Linked DNA regions of Homo sapiens: region 2 is linked to region 1. A link is a contact called in ENCODE Hi-C or POLR2A ChIA-PET data. All regions are on one chromosome and are shown on one strand. Each heading gives the region's core, a stretch centred on a gene start or an enhancer-like site at or near the end of the contact. The rest is flanking DNA. Distances are from core to core; before and after follow the strand shown. Region 1 has its middle 28 kb from the start of TGFBR1. Region 2 overlaps TGFBR1 (transforming growth factor beta receptor 1).

Region 1 (4,744 bases), core at 1,069-3,568:
TCCGTTCTTTGACCCACTCACATGTGTCCCTGTCCTTAAACTTCTTGGTGCAAGATGACAAACTCCGAGACAATGTTGCTGCTTCACAACTGGTAGGGCACCTTGGGAATATTTAAATGAGGTAAGAGATGGTATTGGATCCATGTTTGAGAAAGATCAAGCAGGTTTTTTGTTTATTTGTGCACTCATTCAGAAATATTTCTTGAATAATAATTTGTACCCAGGATCATGTTTGGACTTGGGAGTACAAAGATAAATGATGCCCCCACTTTTCAAATCTACTAAGTCCATTCTAATGCCACAGACTGTTTCAAATCTCCTGTATATTTCCTGCCACCTGCTCTCCACCTCCTCAGAAACCCTACCAGTGGGGGACAAGCACATGCATGCAGTCCTTGTCTATCCTAACAGCTGGAGAAGTACTTTTCTGGTTACCCCTTGAGCTCCTGGTCCATCAAAACACCACTGAGCCTCCTCAAACCTCTTTGATAGCCACTAACTGATTTTCTCCTTTTGCTTTCCATCTTGTACTCCAATTTATAGGGCCGGTAAATAGAGAGATGCCTTGGTCTGTGTCTGAATTTTGGTCCTGCCACCTACTAACCATGTAATCATAGCCAAGCTACTGAAAAACTCCAAGTTACTGAAAATAGTCCTCCACACTCAGTCCTTCCCTGCAGCTCAGTTTCTTCATCTGTAAAAGGGGGACATTCATGGAAACTACTCTCCTTTCAGTTAATTTACAGGAAGCACTGGGAACAGCATTCTGGCCCCGTGTAAGCGTCCAATCAGTGTTTGCTATCTTTGGCCTGTTCCAGTTGTCTCTCAGTAGGAGCTGGGGGAAGGTCTCTCCTTCAACCATCCTAGCTGGTGTCTTCCAATCTGCCTGGCTTCTCTGCCTGTCTTCAGGCACAGGGCTGGGACTCAATGTATACATAGCAGTACAGCTCTGCCTGCTGTTGGTAAATATCCGTTGTCCCACGACCCCGAATGTCTGGACTATCCTGGCCCTCTGCTCCTGCCCTTCATAATCCAACAAGTAAAATGTTATCATCTGGCTCATTAGCGGCTGCTGACAAGAGGGCTGAATTCCTTCTGATAGACAGGCACACATGCCACAGCGACTGTTTAGTCATCTCATCATCCCCCTGCATGAGCCTGCTGGGGGCCCTGAGTTCCAAGAAGGACCCAGAGCACCCTGTTATCTGATATGTTTGTGGGAGGAAATTGCCTCCCTCTCCTCTCCTTCCAAACTTGTGCCTTTTCCTCTGGTCCTTCTCTTAGTGAGTGGCTCCACCATCCAGCCAGGAGCCTAGGAATCTTTTATTTATTCAACGATATTGACTAAGTGTCTCCTTAGTAATAAAAATAACAACAATAAACCATAAAATAAGTGCTAGGAAGCTCTGCAGAGTTGGGATATTTTTATGATGACTACTTTGATTTTTTTTTTTTTTTTTTTTTGAGACAGGATCTCACTCTTTAACCCAGGGTAGAATACAGTGGTGTGATCATGGCTCATTGCAGCCTTAATTCCTGGGCTCAAGTGATTCTCCCACCTCAGCCTCCTGAGTAGCTAGGACTACAGGTGTGTGCCACCAGGCCTGGCTAATTTTTAGTACATATACATATATATATATATGCATATGTACTAATATATGTATGTTTAGTACATATATATGTTTGTAGAGACAAGGTCTTGCAATGTTGCTCAGGCTGGTCTTGAACTCCTGGCCTCACAAAATTCTCCTGCCTCGGCCTTTCAAAGCGTTGCACGTGGTGGTCTTCCCTTGAGGCAATGTGGTGCTGGCTCTTTTCTTATCTTCCCTAGGACTGTTGCTCACATCTCCTGGCCTCTACAGTTCCATCTCCTCCAGTTCATTCTCCACACCAGGGGAGAGAGCTTTCTAGAAAGCCTGTCATACTTAGTGTTTTGATTTGAGTTTCCCTTTAGAGGAGGATTCATTAATTTCTCTGCAAGGCGATCCCAAGAAACAAGGTAAGAGAGCAGAGAAATGAGACAGGGATGGGAAGGAAGATTTTAAAGGGTGCATCTAGTTCTCACTGTGAGTGACTAGATCACACTGTCCTCTTAAGGGTTCTGGGAGCCCGTGCAGTCTGGCACCTCAGAGTTTCCAACCAAAGGGACAAGGATGTTATGGTCTTCATACACCAACCCCTCTCAGTCTTTGAAAAACAGGAGGGCGAGGCACTGGATGAGATTCCAGTACTTCTGGCCTGCTGCACACGACAGAGTGGGCTCAGCTGCCACAGAATGCTCTCAGGCAGACACGTGGATGCTGGCAGTGGGAACTTGGGGGTTTATGGGCGGGGCACCCCAGAGACTGCAGTATCAGGCCCAATCTAGCAGGAAGTCACACAAGGTTTACTTCAAGATAACACTTTGAGCTTACAATACTTTCCTCAAACCTTACTGAAATGATAAAAACAACAGAGAAAAAACAAAAAACAAACAAAAAAAGACCTGCAACCCCTTGTTAAAAAAGGAAGAACTATCTCAACCTGGCAGAAACTTTGAGGACTTTCTGGAAGATAGAAACCTGCTATGATTGGCTATCCTATAACCACAGCAGCAAAGGCAGGGCCTGTCTTCGAGTCCCTCCTGAGGCTGATAGCCACAGGAAAGTGCCAGTAGAGGCTGAAACAGAAATAAGCTGGGAAAAGGCTGGGGGGAAGCTCATAGAGACTTGTGCAGTTGCTGACAGCACCCAGAAGACCTATCAGTCCTTTCAATGTGGGCTTTCATATTTATGAACATCAGTACAGAACAACAAACACCAATTAATCATTTGAGGAGATCTAGCAGCCTCCAAAAGGGAATCAACAGTTAATCAGAGCCAATGGCTTCTGTTTCGAAAGAATGATTACAGAAAACAGGAGATAACTTTTAAAGATTCAAATTTGTATTTTCATCCAACTCCACTGGAAACAAGGAAAAGAAAGCAAATTGGTATTCTCAGTAAAATTTCAGAGAGTAAAAGAAGCATGAAATGAAATACTGGGAGAATAAGAAACAGTCCTTGAAAATAAAAGAACGACTGTATCACCAGAATAAAATAGAACTACAGCATATATGCTACTGAAACCTGATTTAATGAATTGTTAGATCAAAAGAATTAATATAATTGCTCAAAGGACACAGACAAAAAGATAAATTCATGAAATAAAAGATGAGGGAAGGAGATAGACATAATGTTTCAATATTTATATAACAGGAGTCACAGAATAAAAGAGAATATTAGATGGAAGAGAAGTACCAGTGAACAAAAGAAGTTTGGTGCGGTGGCTGGAGCCTGTAGTCCCAGCTACTTGGGAGGCTGAGGCAGGAGGATCTCTTAAGCCTGGAAGTTCAAGACCAGCGGAGCAACATAATGAGACACTATCCCCATCAAAATATAAATATAAATAAATAAATAAATAAATGAAAGAAAATTTCCTGAGCTAAAGAAGGAGCATAATCTGTAGATTGAAATGATTCACTGAGTCCTGGGCAGAATTGTTGCAAAATATCCACCTGTGTACATTTCTGGTAAAGTTTATGCATTTCAGTAACGATGTAAAATCCTACACACTTCTATATAGAGAGCAATTCAGATTGGCATTGGAGTTCTTATTTGCAATATTGAAAATTAGAAGACAATGGGGTAAAGTATAAATAATCCCGTGGATTAAGAATTATATTAAAATTTCACAGCCAACCAAACTTTCATGTATGGGAACAAAGAGAGACATTTTCAGAAGTGTCAAAACTCAAAATTATAGCATCCAGGTGCCTTTTCTGAAAAACAGACTTTGTGGAAGGATTATAACCAAATGGAAATTAACCAGGAATTAGTATTTCACAAAGCAGAGGATGTGATGATAGAAATCTAATGAGAAACAAAGTCAAGATCACTTACGGTTATATCCAAATCAATTTTCCCAACGTGTAGTATTTTTACCACATATGGATTGAGATGGTTTTTACTGTAACAGTTATATATTTATTTCAATAGTTGTTAGGAAAATATAGGTAGATACTAAATCCATAATTTCATATTTATTTGTATTTAATATAAAGTAAGTATTTAAGTTTTAAAAAGTGGGCTGGTTGAAAGGAAAGTATTAGGTAAGTAATAGTACAAATGATACATTGTAGTGTAGGTGATAGACAACTGACTGAATTTTCGGAAATGTTGAGCCGAATAATTGTCAATAACGTGGTTGTAAAATACATTCCAGACTTTACCCAACTGTGATGATAAAACAGGTTTGTGTTTCTTCTAAAACTTAAATTACAGGGCTGATGCCCTAGGTACAAAATTAGCACAAAGTCATCTTCTTCTCTCTCAAATATTCTTCAAAAATTATTCCTTCAAATATTCTAGGCTTGCTTCTATTTGCCCAGGAATTAGTTCAGCTCATTGTTTATCTGTGGGTACCTCCTGGGAGAAGGGAATTCCAGGATGTCCCCTGTGGCTAGATTCACTTCCCTGGTGTCAACACTCCATTGGCAGTAACTGCCCAGCTGGTGTTTTGGGGCACTCCGCTGAAGTCATGGTGATCTTGAAGAGATGTTCTGGTGGTCCTGTCCCCCAAACCATGTCAGCTGCCACTGATACAGTTCTCTGCCAATCGATTCCACAGTGCTTTCTTGTAGTTCAAGAATGTTTGCCTCTTCTCACAGCGCTGCGCTTGTTTAAGATGCCCACAGTAAAACTGCCTGGTCTCAGTGTTACAGCTC
Region 2 (4,744 bases), core at 1,786-4,285, 59 kb after region 1:
CAAATGAAGAGGACCCTTCATTAGATCGCCCTTTTATTTCAGAGGGTACTACGTTGAAAGACTTAATTTATGATATGACAACGTCAGGTTCTGGCTCAGGTAACATAATTGTTTCTCCTTTTTCCTAAGACATCTTTTTAAAATTAAGCGATACTTATTTTATTAGTTTTCTAATAAGCCAACTTGCTAGAATGTGAGATAGTATAAATAATATTGCAGGTTTGAACCTAATAAAAATCTTTAAGCTTGATGTATATATGACTGTGGCTGGTTTAAAATAGATTGGAACTTAACTTTAACTGTTAAAGCGAATCAATAAGTCAGCTCCATGGTGGTATAAATTTCAAAGCGTTCTCACTTGTATAATCTAATTTGCTTTTCATCACTGTGAGGTAGAAAGGATAAGAACAATTATTCTCATATAGATGAAGCTGAAGGTCAAAGATATTCACATGATCTGCAGCTAACCCATTCTATTCAGGATTGTTTAGCAGCTTGATGTTTACATTTGAAAACAGGCATGACAGAAATGTATTCAGAATTGTGAAGGTTATTTACTTTTTAAACATTATATGAAATTGTCTTTCGTATAGGCCTGGTTTTTTAAAATTAAACTAATGAACTCTTATGTCATTTTCTCACTTGAGAAAAATGTCTAACCACCTTCTTATTTAATGTAGTTTTGGCCCCTAATGACGTTTTCTTTTCTCAGTTCTATTTGTTGATATTTGTGGCATCAGAAGTAGATGAGCTAATTGTCAGAGTCATCCCAAGGTGGATTTTGGCATAGCAGTGCTTCATGTTTAAACTGAAAGGGGGTTATCTTTTACTTTTTCTTGCATGTGGTTTGGAAAAATATTAAGAGAGGAACACTCCTATCCCCTGTGTTTTTAGAATTTGACACTTGGTGAAGAATAAATAGATCTAGGTTTCAAGGCAAGCTTTGTCATTGATTGGCTGTATAACCTTGGTTAGAACATGTTTCCTCTTTGGGCTTCTGTTTCCTCATCAAAAATATGGAACCCATACTGTTGATAAAAACACTTCAAGTGGTTTGTTAAGACTTTTAAATGAGATGTACTATCCTTTGAAAAGTATGAGTCATCTTCAAATAAGGGCTAAATTCATGAATAAAGTGAAAATTTGTAAAGCGTATATAATGAAAATTTCACTAATTTTGGTGAAAGCCCATCTCTATTAAAAATGCAAAAAAATTAGCCGGGCGTAGTGGCATGCGCCTGTAGTCCCAGCTACTCGGGAGGCCGAGACAGGAGAATCACCTGAACCTGGGGGGTGGAGGTTGCAGTTAGCTGAGATCGCACCACTGCACTCCAGCCTGGGAAACAGACTCCATCTAAAAAAAAAAAAAAAAAAAAATTTTCACTAATTTTATAATTGAGTGATATTAAAGGAATGTTAAAGCAGAAGTTGTGACTGGGTAAGAATATAATTCTGAAGCATAAAATCACATCTAATGTTGCAGAAAGCTCATATAATGACAAATGTCTATTTATTTTAAGGAAATGAATATATATTGGTATGTATGCATATCCATTCATTTAAGAATGAAGAAACTGATTTTATTACCTGAATTATTCTTCTATAGAATTTGGCCATATGTATTCAATAAGAGAGCTCTCTCCTTGACTACTAGGACACACACAGGCTCGCACTGGAGCTCACGTCCCAGAAGGCAAGCTTAGGGATTCCTGAAACAGTTGTGCAAGGAAGACAATGAGAGTTTGGACTTAGATGAAGCAGTCTTAGTACTGAAGGTGTGATAGTCTTTAGGCAGGCCTGGTGGACAGAGGTTATTTTAGAGCTTTCCTGGGACTTCCCATTTATTCTCAGTTCAGATCTTCAAAAAGATTTTGCTCATTCTGGAAGTCATCCTGCTCAAAACTGTGATAATCAAGGACCAGAGTCACAGAAAATCAGGATGGCTACAGATATTTGGAATTAATCCCTCAAACCTGTTCTCTTGTTTCTAAACTTATACTCCGGAAAGACACAGCACTCATGCCACTTGCCACAGTGGAATAAGCCCACCTAACTGATTAAAGGAATTGGTGGGTGGGTGGCAGTTGATTACTGGATAAGAATATCTTCATTAACCTTTTAAGATATAAACATGAGAAACAATGGAATAATTCTGTTTCCATTATATATATATATATATATATATATATATATATATATATATATATATATATTTCTAGATCCATGAGGGACCATAGCTCTCTGTTCTCTGAAAGCTTCTCTCCCTCCTTTGATGCCTTACCCTGCAAAAACTTGTCTGCATTGCTTGCTAGCTCTGTGGCTTTGGGCAGTTAACCAATGTCTCATGCTTGAGTTATTTCATCTTTAAAATGAAAGTGATGGATTCTGTGCACATCATTGGATTGTTGTGAGTTCAAGCAAGACAAAATGTTTGCATGAAAGCACTTGGTAAATTGTAGAGTTATGTCCAAATGACAAGTGTTACTCTTATTGAAAACATACTTGGAGGAAAAATCTAACATACAGTATCAGTTGACCACATTGTACAAAACTTAGTTTAAGGCCTCCTTTGCCTGTCATAGTTCATTGTGTACTGAATTCCCTCCAAACCTATCCAGGCAGAAGCCATCTTCTGGTGAATAATAGCAGAAAATGCCATCTGTTTCCCTTCTATTCATTATAAATCCTTAATGCCACCTTAGGCATGAGACTAGTGCCTGTGAATAAGTAAACTGTGTGTTTGTAATACTCTGTTTTTAGTTCTTTCATTAATTGAGGAAAAGGTATAAGCATTTCACATTCTGAATTCATATGTTTATTACTTAGTACCGTGACCATAATTAAGGAAAGGCCCTGTCTCTACCTCTAAAGACTGTGCTTTTAACTTGGGAACTTCAGGGAATACAATGAAGAGCTGGGTTCTGGCAGCTGTACGCCAAGTGTGTGAGTGTGCACATGTGCATATGTGCCAGCTTTTGTAAGTGAGTCTTCTAGGCCAGTGTTTGTTATGGCGTGTGCAGCTTATGAGCTCTTGTAATATATGCATGTTGTTCGGGTCTTATTTCCTGTTCACTGCATGTAAAGCTGTGGAGTCCCTGTTTCCCTTTTGAAGTTTTCTCTCAAACAGTTCTAAAGGTACAGAAGAGTAGAGCAGAGAATATAGAGATCTAAATTAGGCCTATTCAGTTTTGTCTTTAGAAGAAAATTGTTACTTTTTTTTTTTTTTTTTTTGGAGACGGAGTTTCACTCTGTTGCCCAGGCTGGAGTGCAGTGGTGGGATCTCAGCTCTCTGCAGCCTTCACCTCCCGGGTTCAAGCAATTCTCCTGCCTCAGCCTCCTGAGTAGCTGGGATTACAGGTGTGCACCACCATGCCCAGCTAATTTTTGTATATTTATTAGAGACCAGGTTTCACCATGTTGGCCAGGCTGATCTTGAACTCCTGATCTCTAGTGATCCAACCACGTCGGCCTCCTAAAGTGCTGGGATTAGAGGTGTGAGTCACTGTGCCTGGCCAATTGTTAACTTTTTAAAAATGCTCAACTATTCATGTGAAGTAATCCAATATAGATAATACAGTGGATCAAGATTTGCTTTTTAATTTTAATTGACATCTAGAATCCAGTGATAAAGGGGAAGACAAAACCTTTCCTCGTCCTGTTGGCCTTTCTTGACCATACCATTTACACAAGTCCTGAACCTGTCAGGTGTTTTCAGAATTTGTGTTTGTGATTCCTTTTTCTTTTTTATTACTTGTCTTTGCAATTTCCAGATTAGTCTCCTGAAATTAACTCTTAAGTGTACTTTTAAGTCTGTGGTGTGGCCCTCTACAAGGCTTTCATAAAATGTAATAAATTAGTATCTACACTAAACAACATAATTAGAATTGATTATACATAGTGCGAAAGAGCTCTATGATTTAAATAAGGATTTCTGACAGATCTGTTTCTAACTAGCAGCCTCCTTATAAACACAAACAGTTATTTATAGTTATACTGCTAACTACTTTACAGGAGGTGGGGAGGGTAGAGCAAGAGGAAGAAAGGACCCGTTTGAGAAACTTAAGAAGAAGAGCTTCTGATCGCTTTAAAGATTTAACGTTTGGATTTATAAGCATTTCACATCAGGGAACCAAAGAGAGCAGATAATTTCATTTACTGTCATTGGGTTAATTTGATCTAGTAAGCAGCTTTGAGTATAGATTATAAATGACACCAATTTATATGTACATAGATTGTATAAATAAGATATGAGTGAGGAACATGATGTACACTGGCATTTTCTTTGTTAGTGTCAATGTAATTTAAAATGACACTTACCGGATGGTGGATAGGATATTAAGTGATGGTCTCACATATAGTGCCACTTAAATGTTGCAGGTAAGTTAGTAAACCCTTTTAAATGAAGTAAGTATGGCAATACTTAAAAATACATATTTTGGAGAAAGCCAAGTTCCATTAGTGGAAAAACAGTGCTCCATTACCAAGGTAAGTTACTTAGCCTTGTTCTTCAAGATACTAGTGTTGTCTATGTAGCCAGTTGTCAGCAAGTAAATTGCTTTCCTTGAAATAGTTTCTGTGGTGATTTTTACTGACTTATCAAAAAGCCAGAATTTACTTCTGTGTTTCTGCGTTCACATCCTTTTTTCCTCCCATCAGTGAAACTGTTACGAGATTCATCTTTCTAAAATAAGATTTTAAAATTATCTTGCTTCCAGCCATGGCCCTTTTTCTCAGAAATCTTTAA

What was found. A loop is a pair of places that touch in the nucleus more often than their neighbours do. ChIA-PET counts read pairs that join two places held with the same protein, here RNA polymerase II (POLR2A). Pooled maps may share reads with other maps.
Region 2: a loop to region 1 is called in a map of esophagus muscularis mucosa, with 8 times the contacts of the local background. The contact joins two enhancer-like sites. A Hi-C loop is called at or near these places in 6 of 168 maps with a recorded cell type or tissue (CD14-positive monocyte, IMR-90, K562 and 3 more) and 8 of 50 pooled maps. POLR2A ChIA-PET finds 5 or more read pairs at or near these places in 11 of 52 experiments (BJ, CD4-positive, alpha-beta T cell, H1 and 6 more).

The regions. Positions count from the first base shown.
Region 1 is chr9:99,074,438-99,079,181 of GRCh38, forward strand. No RefSeq gene overlaps it. Among named protein-coding and RNA genes, the nearest start is that of TGFBR1, 28 kb to the right of the region's middle. RefSeq lists a cis regulatory region at 687-1,405. Within about 2 kb of position 2,319, at least 9 of the 41 ENCODE cell types and tissues checked have a DNase peak (open chromatin) inside an H3K27ac peak, as active enhancers do; they include CD4-positive, alpha-beta T cell, where a contact is called at or near this core.
Region 2 is chr9:99,132,641-99,137,384 of GRCh38, forward strand. TGFBR1 (transforming growth factor beta receptor 1) reads left to right here. Exons shown (of 9, transcript NM_004612.4): 3 at 1-99. Among named protein-coding and RNA genes, the nearest start is that of TGFBR1, 30 kb to the left of the region's middle. RefSeq lists an enhancer at 4,634-4,744. Within about 2 kb of position 3,036, at least 3 of the 41 ENCODE cell types and tissues checked have a DNase peak (open chromatin) inside an H3K27ac peak, as active enhancers do; they include CD4-positive, alpha-beta T cell, where a contact is called at or near this core.